Linked DNA regions of Homo sapiens: region 2 is linked to region 1. The links are chromatin loops, found by intact Hi-C in ENCODE. Cell type or tissue: heart right ventricle. All regions are shown on one strand. Each heading gives the region's core, and the rest is flanking DNA. Links, peaks and the distances in the headings are about the cores only.

The links. A loop is a pair of places that touch in the nucleus more often than their neighbours do. Peaks named below come from ENCODE experiments on the same cell type or tissue, not always from the same donor. Only the 100,000 strongest peaks of a DNase experiment are listed, where the experiment ranks them.
Region 2: a loop joins it to region 1, with 4 times the contacts of the local background. A loop is called at or near these places in 7 of 110 quality-filtered maps.

Annotation. Positions count from the first base shown.
Region 1 is chr19:33,402,130-33,412,281 of GRCh38, forward strand. PEPD (peptidase D) reads right to left here. Exons shown (of 15, transcript NM_000285.4): 11 at 9,543-9,620. It overlaps LOC124904692 (a long non-coding RNA gene), which reads left to right. Exons shown (of 2, transcript XR_007067229.1): 1 at 1-1,294; 2 at 2,160-6,836. Among named protein-coding and RNA genes, the nearest start is that of CEBPG, 33 kb to the left of the region's middle. RefSeq lists an enhancer at 4,571-5,128. In heart right ventricle, for the core only: CTCF peaks have their summits at 379 and 4,895 (motif pointing left); a DNase peak (open chromatin) is centred at 4,892.
Region 2 is chr19:33,322,521-33,338,952 of GRCh38, forward strand. No RefSeq gene overlaps it. Among named protein-coding and RNA genes, the nearest start is that of CEBPA-DT, 28 kb to the left of the region's middle. In heart right ventricle, for the core only: no CTCF peak of the experiment used is centred there; a DNase peak (open chromatin) is centred at 9,950; H3K27me3 peaks cover 984 bases.

The DNA.
Region 1 (10,152 bases), core at 64-8,063:
CTGAGGGGAGTGGGGCTGTCCTATGCAGATGACACCCACCCCTGTGGCCTGGCCTCCAAGAGCTCAGAGCCATGGAGAATTGTTTGGAGAACTAAGGAGAGGCAGAGATGCCCCAGGACCCCGCCCGCTGCCTGGCCTCCACCCGGCACCCCAACAGGCTCTCCCAGGTCTCCCTGCACCCAGCACAGAGCACAGGCTGAGGCCGTGCTTGTGGGAAGCAGAGGAGGAGGGGGCTGGGCAGGGACCCCGGATGGGATGCACGGCCTAGAACTCCGGGCCTGAATCACACCACCTGCTTCTTCCAGGACCCAGAGCATCTGGGCAGACACTCAGTCGGCGGCTAGGGCCTCTGGCTCTGCTGCAGCTCTGGGGCCCCCTAGCTGGAGGGGTGTGCCCGACACTACCCCTCTGCCCATGGGGATGGGACGGACATATTCTGCCAGGGCCCAAGGGGAGGGCAGGGAGGAAGTGCCAGACAGCCTCATGTCCAGCAAGGCTTTCCCAGGGCCTGCTGGCCACATGTCCCCGAAGCCAGGTGGGCCCCCTCACCCTGTCCACCTGCACCCTGGCACCCTCCGGTGGCAGGCAGAGACCAGCAGGACACAGGCAGGGGCGTGGAGAATGGGGCAGAGGTGCCAGCTGTCCAGGACGGGAGGGGCCTGGGGGCCAGCAGAGAGGCAGGATGGCATGGGACAGATGGCGTGGGACAGACAGTGTGGGACAGATGACAGGAGGCCTGCTGAGGCAGGAGGATGGTGGCTGGGGCTGCCCTCTGGATGCCCTGTAAGAGGGACCCTTGGCACAGCAGGGCCCGGAAGGAGTAGGGCCTGTCCTTGCTGTGCAAAGGACCTCAGGGCCCTCTCTGGGCAACGGCAGAGAAGCAGCCTCCCGCTCATCCTGTGGTGTGGAAGGGACAGGATACGGGAAGGGCTGCTGGATCCAAACCTGGCTCTCAGGACTCCCCGGAAGCAGCCCAGGTGGACAAGGCTGGGCCTGGCTGAGGGGGCGGAGGGGCGCAGGTGGTGCCCCTTTCCATCCATCCCACCTAGGCACCTCGGGAGGCTGCAGGCAGCAGACACAGAGCGGAACCCTCGGGTCCACCAGCCCCTTCACAGGTCATGGCCAAGTCACGACACTGATGGTGATGACCCTGGCTGGCGGAGGCTGGTCTAGCCCTAGGACCAGAGCCCACCACGTCTGCAGGGTCCAGAACCAGAGCCAGGAGGGCTGAGGAAGTGCAGCTGCCCCTCTTTGGCTCCACCCTGGGCTTCCCATGGGGTCCATCTGTAGCTGGGTGAGTCCTGACAAGTCTGAGGCCAGGGGCACAGCCGCGGCTTCCGTCACGAGGGCCTCTCACCCAAATCCCAGCTCTCACGGTAAACACAACCACTCCACAAACATTCCAGAAGCTGCCTGTGCGCCTGCCTGTGGGGGGTCCTGTCCCATGGGAGGGAGCCAGGGGGTGGAGGACCCTGGCCTCATGTGGAGCAAGGAGCAGGGCCACGTGGCTGGACAGGCAGCGTCAGCCGCCCCATGGAGGCAGATTTCTAAAGGAAAAACTTGAATGCACGGCCAGGACGCTTTGCTGAAATCCAAAGTCCCCAGCCGGGCACTTTTTAATCTCCTGTCTTTTCTGATTGCAAAACACCATAAGCAGTGTCAACAGGGCAGAAAGGTCCAGATAACACCTCAGGTGACTCTCAGGCTGGGGGGAGGAGCCCCGCCTGCATGACAGGGAGCTTTGGGGTGGGTCAGAGTCACAGGATCTCTGGATGCAGTGGGCTGCTTAGGCCAACAACTGCCTGGAAGTCTACTCCTGCACAGGGCCTAGGCTTCCCCACGGCTGGCCGGGAAGGCGGGGCACATGGAAGCTCTAAACTGAAGGGAAACTGAGGCTCAGATCACGGGTCCAGGAAAGCCCTGAGTCAGGAGGGTAAACAACTCGAAGCCCAGCAATGGGTTCTTAGGTCCTGGCGGCAGTGCTCAACCTTCACGGCCTCAGTTTTTCCATCTGTAAAATGGGACCCTCCCACTGCTGTAGCTCTGGGGAGTGGAGCCATATGGAACACAGCCCAGTTTTGCCTGGGGACAGCTAAGCATTTTCATTTAGGTTCCCCAGAGTCAACCAAGAAAAATGGTTTGTGGTTTGTTGGTTTTAGAACATGCAAGAATAGCCTGGGCAGAGAGGACAGGGCCAGGAGTATGGGGGACACGGATTCCTAGGAGGCGCCAAATCAGAAGGTGACCTGCAACAGCAGCCGGGGCAGAAAGTCCTACCGGACTGTGCTGACACAAAAGAAAAAGCAGAAACTGAACTATCGTTTAAAAAACAACAACAACAACAACAACCAGGAAGCCCACAAGAATACCCCGAACAATGAAATCATCTAGGAATGTAAAAACAAGACTGTTCTCCAGTGCAGACCAGACTCAGATCCCAGTTCCCCAAACTCCCGCCAGCAAAGCAGAAAGACCATGGGATGGTGGGTGCCTGGATATCATCCGCCAGCCTGACTTTATCTTCCAGCTTGTAGAAGACTGTAACTGCATTTCTTGTTTGAAAATGATCTGCTTTCTGGAGGGGGAAGTATACACCCAGCCAGCCAGCTCCATCCTGCCCAGCGAGGCTCGGGTATGGAGCTGAAGTCTATTTTCGTGCTCCTCTCAGTTCCCTATCTTTTTCTGCCTTAAAAAAATCCCCCTAGAGTTTCTACACACATAAGTTATTCAGATGCAAGCTTTTCTGGAATCCAGGGACGAAAGCCATGGCTTTGATAAATCATCTCCCTCCCGCTCCTCTGCGTCCACTTCATCCATCCTCTGAATGCAAACCGACAATGGAGAATTCGGTCATACGTTGGCTCAATCGAGAACAGGCACGCAGGATCCCTCCTTCCTGGCTGTCTGGGGACCCTACCATCTTTGGCCGAGTGAGTCGATGATAATACAAGACATCTGGGAGACAGGATGCATCTCCAAACAACGTGCTGGCGTCTCACTCCCCACATGTGTTCTGAGGGCTCTGTTTCTGGCTCCTTCTGGGTAGCTTTGGGCCTGGGCTACCTGCCACCACTGGCCCACCCAGACCCTCCCTGGGCCCCATGGCAGGGACCCGCCAGCCCAGAGGCAGAAGGCCTCCAAGATGGGTCGGCCAGTGACGGAAGGCTTGGGAACAGTTTTCTGGGGGAAATGCTGCAATGTTTATATGAGAGCCACTTTGGACTTGGTTTGCAGTTTCATTTGAATCTCCTGAGTAGTGGCACGGCTCTTAGCTGTTCAATCCAACAGTTTACACGCGCTCATATTCGGGGCTGCAGAAGCACTGCAGACTCCGATGTGCAGCTGCCCTGGTCAGTGTCCCAGGCCAGGCTGGGGGATTGCTGAGCAGCAGGAAGCACTTGCTTCTCCTCAGTGTGAGACCGAAAGGGAGGCGTATGGGTCACTCTTCCCTTCATCTGCCCCAGTGGGCGGCCCCTGCAGACACGGTGGCGAGCTGTGGTCTCCAGGGTGCATGGGCCGGCTGCCTGCTCCCAGCCAGGCCTTCCGTGGAGTGCCAAGCTCCAAGCGTGGCCAGCAGGGACAAAGGCCACCACTCGGAGTCCCTGAGGCTCCCCGTGCCATGGCCTAACCCACCAAGGGGACCTCTCTCCAGTGCGTTCCTGGGCATCTCTGCCCCCTTTTCGTGTGACGGCCACTCCTCCAGGGCCTCGGCAGACAGGAAAGCTGCCCATGCCGCCAGCCCATGACAGCAGCAGCTTCTGGTCCCCAGAGCCAGCAATCCCTGGTGCACGCGGTGGGTGACGGGAGCAGCTGCGTCCTGTGGGCCTCCTGGGTGTCTGGAGGGAACTGGCATTGCCATTTTATGCATGACATGGACAGAGGCACGGCACCAGTGAGGGGCCCCGGGTCCCAGAAGAGCACTGTGGGGTGCCTCGTCCAGAGGTGGGTGAGACACAAGGACAGCTGCCAGGAAAGCACAGTGGGGTGAGGCCCGGGCGTCAGGGCAGTGGCCTTGGCAGGCGGGAGGGAGAGTCACACGCGCAGCACATGCTGTATTTTGCTTTTTTTGGTGACCAGTGTCTCATGATGTCTGGGAGCACCCAGGATGTCTGGACAAGTGCTGTTCAAACTGTGGGTCATGACATCAGCTGAGGAGGGTGCAGCCACGAAGCACAAACAAGAGACAAACCGAAAACGCGTGGGCAGGTGTCTGCTCATAACCAGGCCTGTCCATGTGTATGAGGACGGGTGAGAATGGAGAGCACGCTCCTAACTGGGATGGGATGGGACGGCCATGCCTGTGGGTCTGGACCCTCCTGAGGGCGTTCTGTGGCCCCAAGAGCATGTCTTTAAGACCGCAGAGTGCTCAGGGCAGGGCTGGCTGGTGACAACAAGTCTCCCTCGGAGGAAACAGCAAGGTGGTGGGGGAGAGCTGGGCTGGGACAGGCAGCAGAGAGCAGGCCTGGGGGCAACGCTCTACCCTGGAGCTCACCAAAGCATTGGGCCCCAGGTGGAGTGGGGCAAGGGGGTCCCCAGGAGCTTGTCACCCATGGGGTCCGCAGCGCGATGGTGGCAGACAGACTCAGGCTGAGTAGACAGCAGGAGTAGGCTGGCCGCATCCCAGGCTGCAGGGCCCATGTGAGGCCAAGGTGGCTGCTGAGGTCCTGGGTGAGCGGGCACCCCATGGCCTGCAGGGTCGAGGTCTCGCCATTATCTAGCCAGGGAAGGAGGGGAAGAGGGCACTGGTGGCTGCTGAGTGTGAGGGCTGGGACAGGTCTCTCCTCCTAGCCAGGCTGGCCACCCACCCCCCATGCCCAGGAGCAACACAAAAGACCAGGCCCAGCAGGGGTGAGGCCTGGCCCATCGTCCTGAGACAACACTGCCCTCTTCTGGCCAGTTCTGGAAGGACAGGCTTGCTGCCCACCAGCTGCATCCCGACTGGGACAACCAAGGCCTGGGGCATCCTGGGACACGTGCTCTAGAAACTCTGCGAGGGGCCACAGTAGATTAAGGCCCCCCTCCAACCCCCACCACCTGATCGGGAAGTGAGGGAGGCAGGAGGAGTGTCCCAGCTGCTTTCCCAACCAGAGCCCTCCACCTCTGCCCTGTGGGGTGAGCCTCTCCAGGACCTGGGGCGGCCTCAGGCCCGGAGTGCTGCAAGGGATGGTCCCTCTCTGGGCGCACTGCTTCCCAGAATCGTGGACCATGCGCCCCCTGCCCTAGCTGCGAAGCTTGCTGGCCTGCAGTGGCTCTGGTGCCCACAGCCCAGGCTGTTTGTGGAAGGAGGGGGCAGCACATGGGGGCTCAGAAGACGACCAGGAGAAGCAGGGGGATGAGTCCTGGCCACCTCTGTGCTCACACAAACCTGTTCGGGGCTGGAGTGAGTGGGGAGGGGTCTTCTGGGGCCTCCCACTTAGGAATGGCCTCCAGTGATCTCAGGCACCTCAATCTGTGTGAACATGTTGAAAGTGTTAATTAGCAAGTGTGCTGCGCTTTTGTAACCCTGTTCTTGAAGGTCTGCCTGAGGGGTTTAAAAAGGAAAACAAAAAAAGCAGCGAATGGCCCCTCTGGTACAGTGACTTGGAGATGGGGTTCATGGCGAACCCCAGGATCACAGCGGGAAAAGACTCTGAGAACAACAGCAAAACCCCCGGAGGCTTGACGGCTACAGGCCCCACATGGGGCCGCTTGGCTCTGAACCAGGCTGAGGGTGTATGCAGCCACCACAAAGTCCCGTCCCTCACCCCTGCGTGCATGCGAGTGGGTGTGGTGGCATCACACCCAGAGAAGCGGGAAGGGGCCCGGGGGTGGCTGGCTGGGGGTGAGGGACGGCCCTCAGGAAGTCTGTCTCAGTCCTTGGCTGACAAGCCTGACCTGAAGCAGGAACCAGGGTGTCTGGTTCATAGGCCCTCTTGGACCATGACTGTGGCCAACAGTGGACTCAGCCTAGCTCCAGGGAAGCTGCTGGAAGGGTAAGGACGGAGCAGTAGGAGGGGGGCCTAGCCAGCCCCAAACCCCGCTTGATGTACGCATCATGGAGGACACTTTTGGGTCGAAGACACGGAACAGGACAACCAGGGGACGGGAGCTGTCTGAGAATAAACCAGGCCTGGCCTGAGCTCTGCCTGTGGCTCCCACCTCCAGCCTGTGCTGCAGAACCAGCTGCTGGAAGTGGGCATCAGGGCCTGGCCTGCCCAGCTCGGTGAGGACACCGGGCCTGCTGCTCTTGCCCGAAGAGGGCCCACGCTGTGCCAGGTGGCCACTGCGAGAGAGGGAGGCAGGGGCTTACACTGTGATCATTGCAACGCAGCACAGCCTCGGTCAGTTCCCTGTGTGTGTATCCATGTGTGTGCGTGTTGGGGGAGTGCTCATATCTGGGACTGTGGAGAGAGGGATGGAAAAGGCTGGCCTCCTCTTAGTACCCCCCACCCTTCTGCAGTACAGCTGTATAATCTGGCTGCCCTGGACCAGCTCTGATTCCCCACAAAATCCCATTCCTAGAAGCTAAAATATCTCTGGGGTGTCTTCCCCCAGTCAAAGGACTAAAACCCAGAGCAGGCCATTGCAGCAGGCGCACTGCTCTGGGAGGCGCTCGGCTTCGGGGGAATTCTACGCTGGGCTCATGCTTTAGTTTCATACCTTAGGATGAAGCATCGTGGCTTTCATGTTGGGATAACAGACTGATTTATTATTTACCGAACGCAGTAGGCGCTCGGCAGATCAATTTCAATACAACAATGGACTATAAATGCCACCAGCAATCTGGCAGTAGCAGTAATCAACAAAACATGTTGTTCTAAATGCTGCATAATAAATTGACTACAATAAACTCATAATTACTCTACTGGCTACATTTCAAAGTTAGCACTAGAAAAATCAAATCACCAATTTGGACTTGGCATTAACATCCTCGGATCACTCCTGCCTCTACAGCTGCAGCTGGGAGATGCAGGTGCCATGTGCTGTCCCGGAGGGCCGAGGCCACAGCATCTGGGATTATGCCAGGACCCTCTCCGGGGCAGATAAAGAGGGTCATAAAGGAGCAGTCACTTCTTCTGGGGTGTGCTGAGCCCACAGAGGAGAAAAGCTCATGGCCACGTGGCTCTGGCACAGGGCTCTCCAGCCACCCAGAAGTGCCCCCTGGACTGTGGGGACCCACTGATGTGGCCTCTGCCGTGAGACTGGGTTCCCATGTCCTGTCCTCCAGGCCCAGCCAGAATGCGCTACAGGGTTAAAGAGCTTTAGAAAAGGTTTCAGGGCTGGGCACCGTGGCTCACATCTGTAATCCCAGCACTTTTGGGAGGCCGAGGCAAGAGGATCACTTAAGTCCAGGAATTCCAGACCAGCCTGGGCAACATGGTGAGACCCTGTCTTTTTAATATTAAAAATAAAAAAATTAGCTGGGCATGGTGGCTTGTACCTGTAGTCTCAGCTACTCGGGAGGCTGAGGTGGGAGGATCTCTTAAGCCTAGGAGTTTGAGGCTGCAGTGAGCTATGATTGTGCCACTGCACTCTAGCCTGGGAGACAGAGCAAGACCGTCTCTTAAAAAGTTTCAGGACACCAGGTGGTGTCTGGAGCCACTGGTGGGTCCACGGTGTGGGGGCAGGGCTGCCACCCCCTCTCCTGCTCTAGTCCCCTGCTGAGCCAAGTCTGAGTTTGCCAATTCTTTCCCCAAGTGCCTCTGGCCTCACACCTGGGCCTGGTGCCCTCCTTGTGTCTGAGTTCCTTGGCCCACACATGGGGTGAGGTGCCTACATCGCAGGATCAGGGCGAGGAGTGGGTGAGAAAATCCACAGAGACCCAGAAGAAGGGCCCAGTCACCTTGTGGCCCCAGGCATGTAGGAGGAAAGCTGAGCTCCGCTCTGACCCTCCCAGCCCCGAGCACGGTGGCTACGCAGGGGGGACTGGGGACTCGCCCACCATTTGTGGGGCTCACTGTGGTGCCAGAGTGAACCAGGATCCGTGGAGCCAGTGCTGTCGGGTAGGCCAGGGAGTCCACTAAGGCCCAGCGCGCAGTGGGTGGCGGTTCCACTGGCCTGCCTCCGCTTGCACCCTCAACCTGCCGTGTTCCTAACACAGCCCTACTGTGGCGGCATATGCTGGCCCCACCCAAGGTCTGAGCTGAGCTCCTGCCAGCATGGCCTGAGCTGGAACAGCTCATCAGCTATGGACCTGGGTGAGCGGGGAGCCCGGGCAGTCTCAGTAGGCCATGTGCCCAAGGGCAGGGAGGACCCCGAGACTGAGTGTGTTCCTGCAAATACTCGGCCCTGACAGCTCAACGCTCGGCAGCTCTCTGGGCAGCTGGTTGTCTGTCCATAGGTCTGGGCATGTGTGTTCCTGTCCTTCAGTGGGCATGGCTGGGGACTCTGGGGGGTGGGCTCCCACGACTACCTGCTGTAGGGTGAGGCGGGGTCCAGGCCGGTGAGCAGCCATCATGGGAACTCCCGCTGGAGGAGCTGGCACATTGGGGTGGCTCCTCGATGGGAAGGCGGAGGCAGCCCAGCTGGGCGCCACGCAGGCCTCAGAGGACATGCCATGCTGCTGGGGGGCAGAGGGCTCTGCAGGAGGCTTGTTCGGGTGCATCTGCCATAGAAGAAAGGGCACCAAAGAACTGGGAGGGACAAGGCACATCCTCTGCTAGTCAGTGACCACAGTGAAATGTCTGGAGGCCAAGACAGGGCCTGCGTGGCTGTGGCTGAGCCCCAGGGCTCCAGCACTGGGGTAGCTCTCAGGAGCTCTGCACTGCCTGGGCTGGCCCTGGCTGACATCTGACGTGCAGGGCACAGGCAAAGAACGCGGAGGGACTGAGCAGAGGCCAGGCTGCAAGTACTCACACACCTCCTCCCTGCCCCGGGGCAGCGGCCCAGCTGCTCTGCCCTGCACACCGAGGGGCTGTGGGTAGGACTGCAAGTCCTCCAATGAGAGAAAAGACTACCCGAGGGGCGGAGGCCGCAGGGCCTGCCCACATCTCCTTGTCGTGGCTTCTATGAAGAACTGTGAGCACGGCACATCGTGCTCAGGAAAGCCCTGCACGCAGCCACGGGTCAGCACTGCTGACTTGCTGAACGCAGGGCCGCAGAGGCCACGGGCTCCTGCAGCAGGAGGATGGCAGGTTTCAGAGCGTGGGAGGCTCCCTGCGGTCTTCCCAGCTCCAGACCAAGAGGCCTGCCCTCCTGGCACCAAGACAGAAAGATGCGAGCGTGGTGCCCCCTGAACGGAGAGGACAGCCTGGACAGAGGCTGGGGATGGTTCAGGCCCCCTCAGAGAGCCCACAATCCCATGGCCCACAGGAAACCATCGGGGGCCCCTCTCCTGCACCCTCTCTCTCAGTGCTCCCTGGGGGGTGCAGGCTTTTGGCCCTGGAGAAGGCACCACGCAGGCCGATAGCCTTGGCAGAGAAGTCTGGGCCAAGAAGCCCAGGGACTTGCTGTGGTCAGCCCTCTCAGGACAGGGACCCAGAGGCTTCTGGGCCATCTTGAAGTTGAGTCCAACCTTGGCCTGGCTGTTCACACACAGAGCCAGGGCCGCTGGCCCTACTTACCACATATCCCCATTCTGGATCGTTCGGTCGTTGGGAGCTCCGGCGTGTCCGTAGTGTAGCACGGCTGAGTTCTCACCACTGCAAAGAGCCGGGGGAGGGTGATCAAAGCCCATTCTTCTGCAGCAGGCTCTGAAGGAGGGGGTGGATGCTCGATCCCCTGCCCATGAGCAGCACTGTCCCCACCTCCAGCACAGGCCCAGGCGTGGCTGGACCAGGTCCACAGCCAGAGGTAAGGCCGGGGGACATGGTGGCCCTGTCACCCCGCAGTCACATGGCTGGCAACCAGCCTCAGTCTGCAGGCAGAGCCTCCTGGCTGAAGGCGTCGTTAGGCGGCTGCCCTCTGGGCTGGGATGTGGGCATCATGTGGAACACATGTAAAACTTAGCAATGGGCCGGGTGTGGTGGCTCACGCCTGTCATGCCAGCACTTTGGGAGGCCAAGAAAGGCAGATCACTTGAGCCCACAAGTTCGAGACCAGCCTGGGCAACATGGCGAAACCCTACCTCTACAGAAAATGCAAAAAAAATTAGCTGGGTTAGGTGGCTCACAGCTGTAATCCCAGTTACTCAGGAGGCTGAGCTAGGAGGATCACCTGAGCCTGGGAAGTGGA
Region 2 (16,432 bases), core at 5,213-13,212, 74 kb before region 1:
CGGGTGGATCACGAGGTCAGGAGATCGAGACCACGGTGAAACCCCGTCTCTACTAAAAATAAAAAAAAATTAGCCGGGCGTGGTGGCAGGCGCCTGTAGTCCCAGCTACTCGGAGAGGCTGAGGCAGGAGAATGGCGTGAACCCGGGAGGCGGAGCTTGCAGTGAGCCGAGGCTGCGCCACTGTACTCCAGCCTGGGGTGACACAGCGAGACTCCGTCTCAAAAAAAAAAAAAAAAAAAAAAAAAAGTGGACAAAGGATTTGAATAAACATTTCTCCAAAAAAGTTCTACACCTGGCCAATAAGCACATGAAAGGGCGCTCAACATCATTATTCCTCAAGGAAATGCAAGTAAAAACACAATGGGCTACTCACTTCACAGCCACTAGGAAGCCTGTAATAAAAAAGACGGCTAGTAAGTGTTAGCGTGGGGAGACTGATACCCTCATACCCTGCTGGTGGGGATGTAAAATGGTGTGGCCACTTAGGAAAGCACTCTGGCAATTTCTCAAAAAGAGCTGCCATTTGACCCAGCAATTCCATGCCTAGGTATATAGGCAAGAGAAATGAAAATATGTTGTATTAGTCTGTTTTCATGCTGCTGATAAAGACATACCTGAGACTGGGTAATTTATAAAGAAAAGAAGAGGTTTAATGGACTCACAGTTCTACGTGGCTGGGGAGGCTTCATAATCATGACAGAAGGCAAAAGGCATGTCTTACATGCTGGCAGGGAAGAGAGGGCTCTTGCAGGGAAACTCTCCTCTATAAAACCATCAGATCGCGTGAGACTTACTCATTATCACGAGAACAGCACGGGAAAGACCTGCATCCATGATTCAGTTATCTCCTGAGTCCCTCCCACAACACGTGGGAATCATGGGACCTACAATTCAAGATGTGATTTGGGTGGGGACACAGTCAAACCATATCATATGTCCACACACAATCTCATACATGAATACTTATAGTAGTATTATTAATAACAGGTAAAAGGTGGAACCAATCTAAATGCTCACCCACTGCTGAAAGGATAAACAAAATGTGGTATATCCACATGATGGAATATTACTTAGCTGTGAAAAGGAATAACATGCTGATATGTGCTACCACACAGATGGACCTTGAACATATTATGCAAAGTGGCAGAGACAGTTACAAAAGATGACACAGTCTATGAGTCCATTTATATGAAGTGTCCTGAACATGCAAATCTATGGAGACATAGAGGAGATTAATGGCTGCCTAGGGCTGTGAGGAGGGGGTGATTGGGGGTGGCACATGATAGCTAAAGGGGACACAGCTGGTTTGGAGAGTGAAGAAAATGTTCTAAAATTGTACTGATAGTTGCACAACTCTGTGAATATACAAAAAAATCATTAAATTGTACACTTAAAATGGGTGAATTGTATGGTGTGGGAATTATATCTCAGTAAAGAAGTTACCAATAACATTACAAAACAAGAAAAAGAGTTTATTTTATTTTATTGAGAGGTGGGGCTTCACCCTGTCACTCAGGCTGGAGTGCAATGGCACCTTCTTAGTTCACTGCAACCTCGAACTCCTAAGCTGCCTCAAACTCCTGGCCTCAAGCGAGCCTCCCACCTCAGCTTCCTGAGAAGCTGGGACTACAGGCATGTACCACCATGCCCAGCTATTAAAAAAATTTTTTTTTTGTAGATGGAGTCTTGCTTTGTTGCCCGCGCTGGTCTCAAACTCCTGGCCACAAGCAATTCTCCTGCCTTGGCCTCCCAAAGTGCTAAGATCACAGGTGGGAGCCAGTGGGCCCAGCCCTTTTAATTTTTAATTTTTAAGTTGTACAGATGATATATGTGTATTTTATTTTTAAGAAAATCAAAGTATAGCAAGGCGTAGAGGAAAACATTTTAAATTACCCCCTTATCCCAAATTTTGAATCCTACCGCAGTTCTAAGAGGAAGCCACTGTCATCAGTTTAATGCAAATCTTTCTTCACCTTTTTTTGTGATGTATAGGTATGAACGTAAATAAGAAGATGTAGATACATCATTTAGTTTTCTGACTTTAAAAATAAAAGGGTTCGTGTGGTATGTATTGCTCTGCTGCTTGCTTTTTCACTTAACATTGTGTTTTGGAGATCCCTCTGTGTTATTACATAGAGATCTTCCTTTGCTTTAAAAAATACTGCATGGTATAATATTATATAGCAAAGATGTGTGTAGGCTTAATACTTAGTAGTGAAATTGTTGGGTCAAAGGGTGTGGGGTTTAAAATTTAACAGAGGCCGGGAGCAGTGGCTCACACCTGTAATCCCAGCACTTTGAGAGGCCAAGGTGGAAGGATCACTTAAAGCCAGGAGTTGGAAACCAGCCTGGGCAACATAGTAAGACCCTACGTCTAAAAACTTGGCTGGGTGTGGTGGCACACACCTGTGGTCCCAGCTGCTTTGGAGGCTGAGGTGGGAGGATTGCTTGAGCCCGAGAGTTCAAAGCTGCAGTGAGCTATGATCACACCACTGCACTCCTGGAGGGGTGACAGAGCAAGACCCTGTCTCTTAAAAAAAAAAAAAAAAGAAAAGAAAAATAAAATGTAACAGATACTACACATTGTTTTTTAGAAAGGCTACACAGTTTCACACACTCACCAGCAGTAAATACATACATCTTTCAATAACATTTTGTAATATCAAATAATGGATATTAATACTTTTAAATTTTGTTTGTTTGATAGCTCATTGTTGCTTTAACTTCTATTTTCCTGATTACTTATAAGGTTAATGAATATGAAATTCCCTAATGTTTTCACTCTGAGTTATTTTTCTTAGGCTGTCTGGTGTATTTTTTACATCTTTTTATTTCAAGGGCTTTATTTTTAGTTTGTTTTACCCATAGCTCTTGTAAACAGCAAGTAGCTGATTTTCTTGGTTGAAGTTCTTATAAATTTACCTGATCTGGCAGCTGAAAAAAAGGGAACTTGCAAAATTTAACAGTTTGTTAATGACAAATCACTAAAATTGTTTAAAAGTTGTCTATTTGGCCATGTATTGTCTTAGTTTAGCATATTATCATGTGCTGTAGAATTAAAGTTTATTTATATAGTACATTTTACGTTTTTGTTTGTTTGTTTGTTTTGAGACAGTCTTGCTCTGTCGCCCAGGCTGGAGTGCAGCGGCACAGTCTCAGATCACTGCAACCTCTGCCTCCCGGGCTCAAGCAATTCCTGTGCTTCAGCCTCCTGAGAAGCTGGGATTACAGGTGTGCACTACCATGCCTGGATAATTTTTTGTATTTTTAGTAGAGATGGGGTTTCACCATTTTGGCTAGGTTGGTCTTGAACTCCTGACCTCAAGTGATCCGCCCCCCTTGGCCTCTCCAAACGCTGGGATTGCAGGTGTGAGCCACTGCGCCCAGCCCATTTTAAGTTTGACCAAAAAGAATTCCACTTGGTCATTATGATGATTTTAAAACATGTCCACAAATTGTTTGCCACTTCTCTCACTAAACGTGGAGTCTAATTCCCCTGCCCTCGAATGTGAGCTGGCCTTAGTGACGCACTTCTAACAAGCAGAATGTAGCTCTGGTGCTGTGTTCCCTTCCAGCTTCCAGCTGGCTCTTTTCCTATTGAAATCCATGTCCTTGGAACCTAGCCACCATGTTGTGAGGAAGCCCAAGCCACGTGGAGAGGAAAGGAGGCTCCCAGCCAACAGCCAGTATCAACTGCCAGACACATAAATGAACCAGCCCTGGGATGACTGCAACTCCCAGCTTATAAGTCTTCCAACCAAGGCCCCAAACACCCTAAAGCAAAAACAGGCCATCTTCGTTGTACCCTGCCCAAATTACCTATCCATAGAATCCGTGAGCAAAATAAATGGTTGATGCCATTAAATTTTGGGGTAATTTATTATGCGGCCACAGTAACTAGCATATTTATTGATAAAGAGAGTTAGCCAGGCATGGTGGCTCACACTTATAACCCCAATGCTTTTGGAGGCTGAGGTGGGAGAATCACCTGAGGCCAAATATGTAAGACCAGCCCGGGCAACATAGTGAGATCCTCTCTTAAAAAAAAAAAAAATAGCTGAGTGTGGTGGGACATGCCTGTGGTCCAGCCCAGGAGGACAAGTTGCAGTGAGCTATGGTTGTGCCACTGCACTCCAGCCTGGGCAACAGAGAGAGACAGAATCTCTCTCTTTAAAAAAAGAGAGACAGTTTTAGAGGTGTTTCTCAACACCTTCCAGGTGGGGTGAAAAAAAGAAGACAATCTTGCCTAGAAATGTAATTATGTTATTCTAGTAAATCACTTCTCCACTGTCCTCGGTGAGATATGTTTGAAACTGTTTATACCATCTTATTTTAGGTTTCCTATTTTTATTTCTAAATAGAAATATTTTTCTTTTTTTGTCTTTCTTTTTTCATTAAAAAAAATCGTTTCCTTCATTGAAGAATAGGATTTTCTTTCTTCCATTCTTTTTCCCTCTGGGAATTAGGATATATAGAATTTATGCATCTTTTATTCTTCTAGGATTACAATCTTTTTTTTTTTTTTTTTTTTTTTTTTGAGATGGAGTTTCACTCTTGTTGTCTAGGCTGGAGTGCAATGGTGTGATCTCGGCTCACTGGAATCTCCACCTCTTAGGTTCAAGCAATTCTCCTGCCTCACCCTCCCAAGTAGCTGGGATTACAGGCATGCACCATCACGCCCGGCTAATTTTGTATTTTTAGTAGAGACGAGGTTTCACCATGTTGACCATGCTGGTCTCAAACTCCTGATCTCAGGTGATCCACCCACCTTGGCCTCCCAAAGTGCTCGGATTACAGGCGTGAGCCACCGTGCCCAGCCTACAGTCACATTTTTAAAAGATATTTTTTCTACCAATATTTAGTGGTGCCCAGTATCTTTCCTGTCCTGAACAAGACAAAGAACTTAGTAGGATTTCACGCCTCTCCTTCTTCTCTGCCCCTCCATCTCTCATGTTTACGTCATCTGAACTTGAGTTTTAGACTACCTTTAAAAAAAAAGCAATTATTTATCTTTAATTATAAGTTCATGTCCCCACCCCATTTTTTTTTTTTTTGCTTGTCACTGTTTTTAGTATCACTTATCTTTCTCATGGATTCATTTTCTGACTTGTTGGAATTTGTCTTATAATAAAATTTTCAGGGAATTCTTTGAGGGTAAATTTTATGAGTCTTTAGATGACTGAAAATGTCTTTATTTTGTGCTTTCCATTTTTTTTTTTTTTTTTTTTTTTGAGACAGAATCTTGCTCTGTTGCCCAGGCTGGAGTGCAGTGGCGCGATCTCGGCTCACTGCAAGCTCCACCTCCTGGGTTCACACCATCCTCCTGCCTCAGCCTCCCGAGTACTGGGGACTACAGGCACCCGCCACCACGCCTGGCTAATTTTTTTTGTGTGTTTTTAGTAGACACAGGGTTTCACCATGTTAGCCAGGATGGTCTCGATCTCCTGACCTCATGATCTGCCCACATCGGCCTCCCAAAGTGCTGGGATTATAGGCGTGAGCCACCGCGCCCGGCCTGTGCTTTCCATTTGAATGATGGTTTGACTTGGTGTAGAGCTCTGGGTTTAAAAATTGTATTTCTTTTCTTTTCTTTTTTTTTTTTTTTTTGAGAGAGAGTCATGCTCTGTCACCCAAGCTGGAGTGCAGTGGCATGATCTCGACTCACTGCAACCTCTGCCTCCCAGGTTCAAGCAATTCTCATGCCTAGGCCTCCTGAGTAGCTGGAATTACAAATGTGCACCACCACACACAGCTAAATTTTTGTATTTTTAGTAGAGACGGGGTTTCACCATGTTGGCCAGGCTGGTCTCAAACTCCTGACCTCAAGCGATCAGCCCACCTCAGCCTCCCAATGCCTGTTGGGATTACAGGGATGAGCCACCGCACCCGGCTTAAAAATGGTATTTATTTCAGAACTATCTATAGTGTGTTCTATCATCTCAGCACCCAGTGTTGCCAGTGACAGACATGATGCTAATATGATTGTCATTCTTCTGTGGGGGCCTGATTTCCCATCTCTGTTTGGCAGGATTTTCTCTTTCTCATGCTGAAATTTCATGAGATGAACTTCCTCTTCATTCTTCTCCCTTCATCAGTCTTCACCCATCTTCTCTTTTGTTCCTTCTATTGTAACAAGGGAGGTGACCCTCCTTCTGCCCCCAGTCAAGCCCTGTTCTCATGCTCTGGACGCATTTTCTTTCACGTTCTCAGGGGTGCCACCCCACCTGCATTGAACTATGCTCTAGGGTCCCCCACTTAAGAAAACAAAACGCCTCTCTCTGACTACGCACCTTTCCACCCATCTCCCTATTTCTTTCTTTCTTTTTTTTTTTTGAGACAGAGTCTAGCTCTTCTCCCAGGCTGGAGTGCAGTGGTACAATCACAGCTTACGGCAGCCTTGACCTCCGGGGCTCAAGCCATACTCTCACGGCAGCCTCCTGGGTAGCTGGGACCACAGGTGTGCACCACTGCGCCCGGCTAATTTTTTTTTTTTAATTATTTGTAGAGACAGGGTCTAGCTATGTTGCCCAGGGCTGCTCTTGAACTCCTGGCCTCAACGATCTTCCTGCCTTGGTTTCCCAAAGTGCTGGGGTTACAGGCGTGAGCCACCACACCTGGCCCTTACTTCTTGACTCTTCACTCATAACTAAACTTCCTGACAGAGTTCTCTGTAAACACTATCTCTGCCTATTCACCTTTCATTGATTTCCCAATGCGGTTTCATCTGCTCCCTACACTTTACTGAGGTTGTTGTTGGAAAGGCGCCCTCCCTGTTTTAAGGCCCAGCAGTGGCCCCTCCCCTGGTCCTCAGCAGCGTGCTGCAGCCTCCCGTTGGTGAAGTGCTTCCTCTCTTGCTGTCTACCTGCTGCTTCCAGTCTCCGGCGTCAGCTCCTCCTCTCCCAGGGGCAGCCTCACTTGTCTCCTCTATCTGCACTGTTCTTCTGGGGACTCTAATCCTCTCTAAGGGCACCTTGTTGATCGCCTTGTTGTTTAGTACCAAATTCATGTCTTCAGCCCAGAGGCCAAGCCTGAGCATCACCCTCTAACATCTGATCTCTCTATCTGTCTATTTCACAGGTATCTCGGAATTAACAAGTCTAAGATGAAATCTTGGTTTCCCTGTGAACTTACCTCCTGCCCCTAATCTGCCCCTTCTTTCCAGCTACTTAAGCCAGAATTTGAGGAGCCAATCTCTACCTCTCCTTCTTCCCCACCGTTCCATGCCTAATCTCTTATAATCTATTCTCTCCTCTTTGGCTCAAAATAGACCTATCAACTTCTTATCCCCGCTGCCAATACCCTAGTACAAACCACTGCTGTCTCCCACCTGGACCACAACGATGGGCTAACCCTAACTGGGCTCCATGCCTGCCTTCCTGTTCCCTTACCATACATTCTCCAACCAGAGGCACTGTTGCAAAAACATAATCCAGTGCATAACTTCCCTTTGCGCTTAAAATAAACCCTACAAGGCCCAGCATGATCCAGCCCCTGCTTCTCTCTCTCCAGCAACACCTATGTCCTTCTCCAGCCCCACCCAGCTTCACACCTTCATTCATGCAGGAACTTCGGTCTTTCAGTTTCAGCCTCTGTGTCAGCAAAGACCCCTTCCATTTTGAAGAGAATCAACCAGTTGAGGAGCGGGTGGATGATAGAGCAAGTTGCCCACAGAGACAGCAAATTGGACTCATTCTCCCTTCCAGTGACGAAGGATATTTATTTTTCTGACTCAGGACTAAAGGGGGCTGAGAGGCCCATGCTGGGAAAAGTACTTGCAATACATATGGCAGAGGAAGGGTTAATATCCTACACGCACAGACATCCTTGAGAAGAAAAGCACAAAAAATTCAATGGGAAAAGGAGGGGGAGGAATTTAATAGGTTTTCCACAGGAAGAGAAATTTAAATAGCCAATAAATAAGTGAAAAGATCAGTTTCATTAGTAATCAGGGAAATGCCAATTAAAGAAACTAGAGCAGGTTTTTAAAGAAAAAACTCATCAGATTGGCAAAAATTAAAGAGTGGCTGGCTGGTAAGAATACATGAAATCAGACACTGTACCTTGTGGGTAGAATTGCAGCAATGCTTTGGGGAAATAATTCGGCAATGTCATTCAGATAAAAAAAACATACACGTGGCCGGGCAAGGAGGCTCACGCCTATAATCCCAGCACTTTGGGAGGCTGAGGCTGGTGGATCGCTTGAGCCCAGGAGTTTGAGACCAGTCTAGGCAACATGGCAAAACCTTGTCCCTACAAAAAACACAAAAAATTAGCTGGACATGGTGGCACAGGCCTGTAGTCCCAGCTACTCAGGAGTCTGAGGTGGGAGGATTGCTTGAGCCTGGGAGGCAGAGGTTGCAGTGAGCCAAGATTGCGCCACTGCACTCCAGCCTGAGTGACAGAGTGAGACGCTGTCTCCAAAAAAAAAAAAAAAAAAAGGAAAAAAGTTCCCTTTGACCCAGAAATGACAATTCTTGAGAATCTATCTTCTAAAATTACCAGCCTACAAGTATATTTACACCAAGATGGCATTTTAGCACTGTTTGCAATGGCAGAAGTCAGAGGAGAGGGTAGGAAAAGATTCTACCAAAACAGAAAATCACTCATGATGTCATGTTAAGTAAGATAGGAAGAAACAAACTTCTATCACTATTACTCCAAATCTGTAAACATTGACTAAGTATGTGGACAAAGGGTAGAGGGTGCCATGTATCTACAGAAATATTGATTTAAACAGCTCGTGGAACTGTGGGGGAGTTTTGTTTGAATTGTAATATTGTTTTGCCAATTATGTAAATAATTTTTTAAAAAATTATTTTATTTTATTTTATTTTATTTTATTTTTATTTATTTATTTTTTTTGAGATGGAGTCTTGCTCTGTCACCGAGGCTGGAATGCAGTGGTGCCATCTTGGCTCACTGCAACCTCCACCTCCCAGATTCAAGAGATTCTCTTGTCTCAGCCTCCCAAGCAGCTGGGATTACAGGCGTGTACCACCATGCCCGGCTAATTTTTGTATTTTTAGTAGAGATGGGATTTCGCCAGGTTGGTCAGGCTGGTCTCAAACTCCTGACCTCAAGTGATCACCCTGCCTCGGCCTCCCAAAGTGTGGGATTACAGACGTGTATTTTAACTTTTTTGAGACAGTTTTAGTCTATCCCCCAGCCTGGAGTACAGTGCTGCGATCATAGCTCACTGCAGCCTTAAACCCGTGGGCTCAAGTGATCCTCCTGCTTTAGCCTCCTGAGTAGCTGGACCACAAGTGTGCGCCACCACGCCTGCCTTATTTATTTATTTATTTATCTACTTATTGGCATATTTATTTATAGAGGTGGGGGGTCTTGCTATGTTGACCAGGCTGGTCTTGAACTCTCAGCCTCAAGCAATCCTCCCTCCTCGGCCTCCCAAAGTGCTGGGATTACATAGTGAGCCACTGTGCCTGGCCATGAATGGCAAATAATAAAAAAAAAAACCCACAAAGAAGCCATAACTGAGCATTCTTCTGTTACTTGATGGATCTGTAGAGAAATTAAACTTTGCTTTCAATAAGACAAACTACTTTCATCAGAGAGATTTCCAAAAATAGTACTTCCTCACTTTCTGGTGAAACTATTCCTCATTTTGTATTGCTTTATACTAATATTTTTTGGTTTAATATTGAACTCAACCGCTTTTTCAAAGTTTTTGCAATACAGCTAGTATATTTTCCCTACTGAAGACATCCTCTTCCTTCTAAAAAAACAATTGCTTGGTTGGTTTTGCCCATTATATAATTGTAAACAGTGGACACAGATGACCCAAACTACCCCTTGGAGCTTTAGTCTTTCGTGATGGACCAATTCCTCCATTCTTTTAATAGCTTTGGTTCCTCTTTGCACGCTGCCAGCCAGAAAACTCTACATGCTTGTGGTAGAAAGCTGCCCTAGCTAAGCACAGTTTTCTGGGTGTGGCTCTACCGTACTTCCCTCATCTGAGCAGCCATGGCTCTCGCTGGCCTTTTTGGGTTCTCTGGCACTAGCTGGTCTGTGACCTTCTCCTGAGAGGGCCTCTTCAGTGTCTCTATGTGACTGTGCTACCACCAACTACGGCCACAGTCTCTATCACTCATACTCTCTGCCACTTATAGACTCCACTAAATAGATCTATACTTTCCCAATCACATGTGAGCGTTAACATGTCCAAGCTCACTTACTATGATGACTGTTATCATTTTTAAAAGGAGAATGACAAGTGTTGGTGAGGATGTAGAGAAATTGAACATTCATATATTGCTGGTAGAAATGTCAAAGGGTGGCCAAGCATGGTGGCTCATGCCTGTAATCCCAGCACTTTGGGAGGCTGAGGCGGGTAGAACACCTGGGGTCAGGAGTTCGAGACCAACCTGGCCAATATGGGGAAACCCCCTCTCTACTAAAAATACAAAAATTAGCCCGGCGTGGTGACGTGCACCTGTAGTCCCAGGTACTCAGGAGGCTGAGGCAGGAGACTCGCTTGAACCTGGGAGGTGGAGGTTGCAGTGAGCTGAGATTGTGCCACTGCACTCCAGCCTGGGCTACAGAGCAAGACTCCGTCTCAAAAAAACAGTGAAAAGTTGCAGTCACTGCAGAAAACAATATGGTGGTTCCTCCAAACATTAACAATAGAATTCCTATATGATCCAGCAATTTCACTTCTGAGTACAGACCTGAAAGAACTGGAAGCAGGGTCTCAACAAGGTATTTGCACATCCGTGTTCATAGCAGCATTATTCTCAATAGCCAAAAAGTAGAAGCACCCCAAGGGCCTATCAATGCATCAATGGATAAACAAAAGATGGTACGTCCATACAATGGAATATTATTCAGCCTTATAAAGGAAGGAAATTCTGGTGCGTGCTACAATATGGATAAACCTTGAGGATATTATGCTAAATGAAATAAGCCAGTCGCAAAAAGCAAATACTGTATATTCTAAGCAAATACTATATGAGGTACCTAGGGTAGTCAAACTTATAGAAACAGAAAGCAAAATGGTGGTTGCCAGGGGCTGGGGCTGGGGGGAGTGGAGTTGTTCAGTGGGTACAGTTTCAGTTTTGCAAGATTAAAAGAGTTCTGGAGATTGGTTGCACAACAAATGAATGCATTTAATACGACTGAAACATACACTTAAAATTGGTTAAGGTGGTGAATTTTATCTTATGCATATTTTACCAGGATTTAAACTTTTTCTTAAATAAAAAAAAAAAGGCTTGGAGCTGGGATCCAAACCCCATCATCTGGTGGCAGTGCTAACTCTGAACAGTAGGCTATGCTAGTCCTGCAGGTAAGAGGACCCACACACATTAGAAGGCAGTTCATGTTCCCACTCCTGCCAGAGCGTGCACCCTGGCGGTCTCACTCCCCAGCCCAAGCAGCTTATCAATGGATTCCTTATATGTACATTCAGGGCACTGCCCCTCCACCCACCCCACCTCTGTCCAGCTGGGTTCTGGTAAACTCATTTCTGTGTCTTCATTAATTCTCTCATGACTGGTGTCTTAGCAGCCACCCTCAATCACACACAACAAAAGCAGCACATCCTCTATCACCTATAAAGCTGGAGCCTGGGCCAAGCGTGGTGGCTCACGCCTATAATCCCAGCACTTTGGGAGGCTGAGGCAGGAGGATTGCTTTAGCCCAGGAGTTCGAGACCAGCTTAGGTAACATAGTGAGACCCTCGTCACTACAAAAAAATTTAAAAAACTAGCCAGGTATGGTGGTATGCACCTGTAGTCTCAGCTACTTGGGAGGTTGAGGCTGGAGGATCGCTTGAGCCTGGGAGGTCAAGGCCGCAGTAAGCCATGATCTGAGCCACTGCATTTCAGCCTGGGCAACAGAGCAAGACCTTGTCTCAAAAAAAAAAAATCTGGAGCCTAGTGAGTGGTGAACACACATTAATTAATAATTTAATAAATTATTAATTAATTGTTGGTAATTAATAATCACCATCTGGTTATTAATAAGCATTTAATTAATATGTAATAAGTAATAGCATTAAATGAATATAGACAAAAATTGAGAATTTAAAATTGGATGTAAGAAATAACTTCTTGGTAGGTCCACTTTATTTCTTTTATTCTTTTTCTTTTTTTCTTTCTTTTTTTTTTCTTTAAAGCGATAAGGGCTTGCTCTGTCATCCAGGCTGGAGTGCAGTGGTACAATCACGGCTCACTGCAGCCTTGAACTCTTGAAGTGATCCTCCCACCTCGGCCTCCTGAGTAGTTGTGACTATAGGCATGCACCACCACACCTGGCTAATTTTTTTGTTTTTTGTAGAGACAGAGTCTTGCTATGTTGCTCAGGATGGCCTGGCCTCAAGTGATCCTCCTGCCACAGCCTTCCAAAGTGCTGGGATTATGGGCATGAGCCACCATGCCTGGCCCACTCCATTTCCTAATAGGTGACATTGTGGCATACACTATTTGTACATATCTATGCTATATTATGCCTTTCTGAGGTCATTTATTATTAAAGGAAATTTTTTTTTGAGACAGGGTCTCACTGTTGCCCAGGGTGGAGTACAGTGGTGAAAGCACAGCTCACTGCAACTTCAACTTCCTCAAGCAATCCTCCCACCTCAGCCTCTCAAGTAGCTGAGACTACAGGTGCATGCCACCACACCCAGCTAATTTTTGTATTTTTTGTAGAGATGGGGGTCTCGCTACATTTCCTAGGCTGGTCTTGAACTCCTGGCCTTAAGTGATCTGCCTGCTTTGGCCTCTCAAAGTGCTGGGATTACAGGCATGAGCCACGGCACCTGGCCTCTGAGGTTATTTAAATCTAATTCTGCTTAATAACAATTTAGGAATATGCTAAATTGCCTCTTAACGTGTTTTCCCATTGGTTAAGTCCAGAATCCATCAGGGTTTTATAGGTCTTACTGACTTACAAGCAAGAGGAACTGAGTCTAGTTAACTTAAACCAAATAATCTATGGAAAAAATATGGAGAAGCTCATAGAAACCAAGAAAAAACCTGGAACAACTGCACAAATGACAGTCACTAGAGCAACTCCAGGAATCCAGATGGCAGGAACGGACCAGCATCTACTATGGTGCCGCTGCTGCTGAGAAGAACCAGCCCAGCCATTTTCTTTGTCCCTGCTGTCATCATTGGAATTCGCAAGAGGAACATCTGATATTGCTCTAGCCTGCTTAACCAACCAATCACAGTGACTCTGTTGTGGCCCGGCCAGGCTGGCTGCTCAAAGAAGAATTTGTGCCATTATCAAAAGAATCAGTGGGTGATGACAAGGACGAGCTGTGTCCACCCCAAAGACTCATGAGCCTTTCTCCTTGGCAGTGCCTTCCAACCAAGCATCTTCTTTTTTTTTTTTTTTTTTTTTTTTTTTTTTTGCCCAGGCAGGAGCACAATGGTGTGATCTCGGCTCACTGCAACCTCCGCCTCCCAGGTTCAAGTGATTCTCCTGCCTCAGCCTCCCGAGTAGCTGGGATTACAGGCATGCGCCACTATGTCCAGCTAATTTTTGTATTTCTAGTAGAGATGGGGTTTCTCCCTGTTTGTCAGGCTGATCAAGAACTCCCAACCTCAGATGATCTGCCCCCCTTCGGCCTCCCAAAGTGCTGGGATTACAGGCGTGAGCCACTGCACCCGGCCCCAACCTAGCATCTTATGGACGTTACTTGGCTTATATAGACTCAGGTATGGCTTTAATTTTTTAAATGTTAAGTAATTTTTAACCAGTCCCTAAAATACTGTCACCCTCCGTGACATCACCTCTCTGTCCACACAGAGAATGGACAAGGTCCAGGAGAGCACAAATCTACCCCATCCATTTTGACCCCAATTCCAGTTTATGAAATTGATAAATACCTGGACTGTCTATGCAAGACACTTTCTTGTGGCAAGTCAAGTTCTATTTTCCTATTAAGTTATTTACAATATTAAGGTTTTGTCCTCTTCATTTTTGACTGTTCTTCAGTAAATACTGGCCATGACTATGGGACTGTCTTATGAATTAAGTGATGCTCTGTTCAAAGACTACTCCATGTGAGATCCTGTAACACTGCTGCTTCAGTAAAGCTGTTTTCTTCTACCTTTGGCTCGCCCTTGAATTCTTTCCCGGGCAAAGCAAAGAACTTTCTTGGGCTAAGCCCTTATCTGGGGCTCACCTGCCCTGCATCAGTATTAGCACAAGGACAGACAAACTGACCAGTGGAAAAGCACGTACAGATACATACAGTCAACTGATTTATGACCACAGCCACCTGTATTGCAATGAGGAAAGAAAGGATGAACTCTTCAGCCAGGCACAGTGATATGCACCTGTAATCCCAGCTACTCAGAAGGCTGAGGCAGGAGGATCCCCTGAGCCCGGGAGTTTGAGACCAGCCTGGGCAACAGTGAGACCCCATCTCTTAAAAAAAAAAAGAGAGAGAGAGAGAGATTATCTTTGATAAATGATGGAAATAATAGTGGGTCATGCTGCCCTATCCTATGTGGATGGGCCTCATCCAATCCACTGAAGGCCTGAATAGAACAAAAGGCTGTGTAAGAAAAAATTCTTTCTCTCTGTGTGGTTGTCTCCAAACTGGGACATGGGTCTTCTCCTGCATGGAACTTAAACCGTCAGCTCTCCTGAGTTTGGACTTCTCAGACTCTGTAATTAGGTGAGCCAATTCCTTGTAATTAATCTCTTTATAAACACACAGACAGACACACACATTCTATTGGTCTGTTTTTCTGGATAGCCCTAATATAGTATGTTATACTTTGACAAATAATTTTTTAACTGTTTAAGAAAATATGTGAATAAAAAATCTGGCCTGGCATGATGGCTCATGCCTGTAATCCCAGCAGTTTGGGAGGCTAAGGTGGGTGGATGACCTTAGGTCAGGAGTTCAAGACCAGCCTGGCCAACATGGTGAAACCCCGTCTCTACTAAAAATACAAAAATTAGCCGGATATGGTGGCATACGCCTGTAATCCTAGCTACTTGGGAGGCTGAGGCAGGAGAATCACTTGAACCTGGGAGGTGGAGTTGCAGTGAGCTGAGATCATGCCACTACATTCCAGCCTGGGCGACACAGCGAGACTCCATCTCAAAAAAAAAAAATTTCTCCAGTGACTAAGATCTATAAAAATATCATCAAATGGAAAATCTAGTGTGAAAAGGGCAATAGCCAAAATTAAGACCTCAATAGATGGAGTTAACAGTCAATGCACATTGAAGAGAGGTCACTAAACTGGAAGGCAGGTGGATTGAAAAGCTGAATGGAGAGATGAGAAGGTCAGTGAACTGGAGGATAGGTCCAGACTGAAGTACGGTGAGAGGAAGAACATGGAAACTATAGACAGTAATTTAAGAGGTATGTTAAAAATGTTTAATGTCCTATCATTGGGGTTCCCAAAAGAGGAAAGAGAGAAGGAGGCCGGGCATGATGGCTCATGCCTGTAGTCCCAGAACTTTGGGAGGCCAAGGTGGGCGGATCACTTGAGGCCAGGAGTTTGAGACCAGCCTGGCCAACCTGGCGAAACCCCATCTCTACTAAAAAAAAAAAAAAATACACACACAAAAAATTAGTTGGGCCTGGTGGCACATGCCTGTAGCCTCAGCTACTCGGGAGGCTGGCGCATGAGAATCACTTGAATCTGGAAGTCAGAGATTGTGGTGAGCTGAGATCATGCCACTGCACTTCAGCATGGGTGACAGAATGAGACTCTGACTCAAAAAAAAAAAAAAAAAAGAGAGCAATAGAATGAATCCTAAGCTGCATATATACAAAGAAAGCCATACTCAAGCACATCCTCACAAATACACTAAAAATCAAAGAGAAATCTTAAAAGTATCTAGAGGAAAAAAAATCACATTATCTTAAAAATGAACAATATAAATGACAGCTGAGTTTTTGATAGAAAGGATAGAAGCCAGGTGAAAATGGAATAATGTCTTCAATGTGATATTAAGACATAATTTTTGACTTCAAGTCAAAAATGACTTTAATAATCAAAAGAGTAATAAAAAAAAGAGTAAAAAAGAAGATAATTGCCAACCTAGAACTCTATGTTCAGTGACCTATGCTTCAGAAAGGAAGGCGAAATGAATAAATGTTTAAGCAAACAACTGAGAGAATTATTTACTTGTATACCCACACTAGAAGAAATGCTAAAGGAGTTTTTTGTTTTTCTTTTTGTTTTTTTGAGACAGGGTCTTACTCTGTTGCCCAGGCTGGAGTGCAGTGGCGTGATCATGGCTCACAGCAGCCTCGACCTCCTCTGCTCAAAAGATCCTCCCACCTCAGCCTTCCAAGTAGCTGGGACTACAGGTGTGCACCACCATGCTTGGCTACTTTTTGTATTTTTTTTGTTGAGGTCTTGCTTTGTTGCCCAGGCTGATCTTGAACTCCTGGACTCAAGCAATCCTCCCGCCTTGGCCTCCTAAAATGTGGATTTGC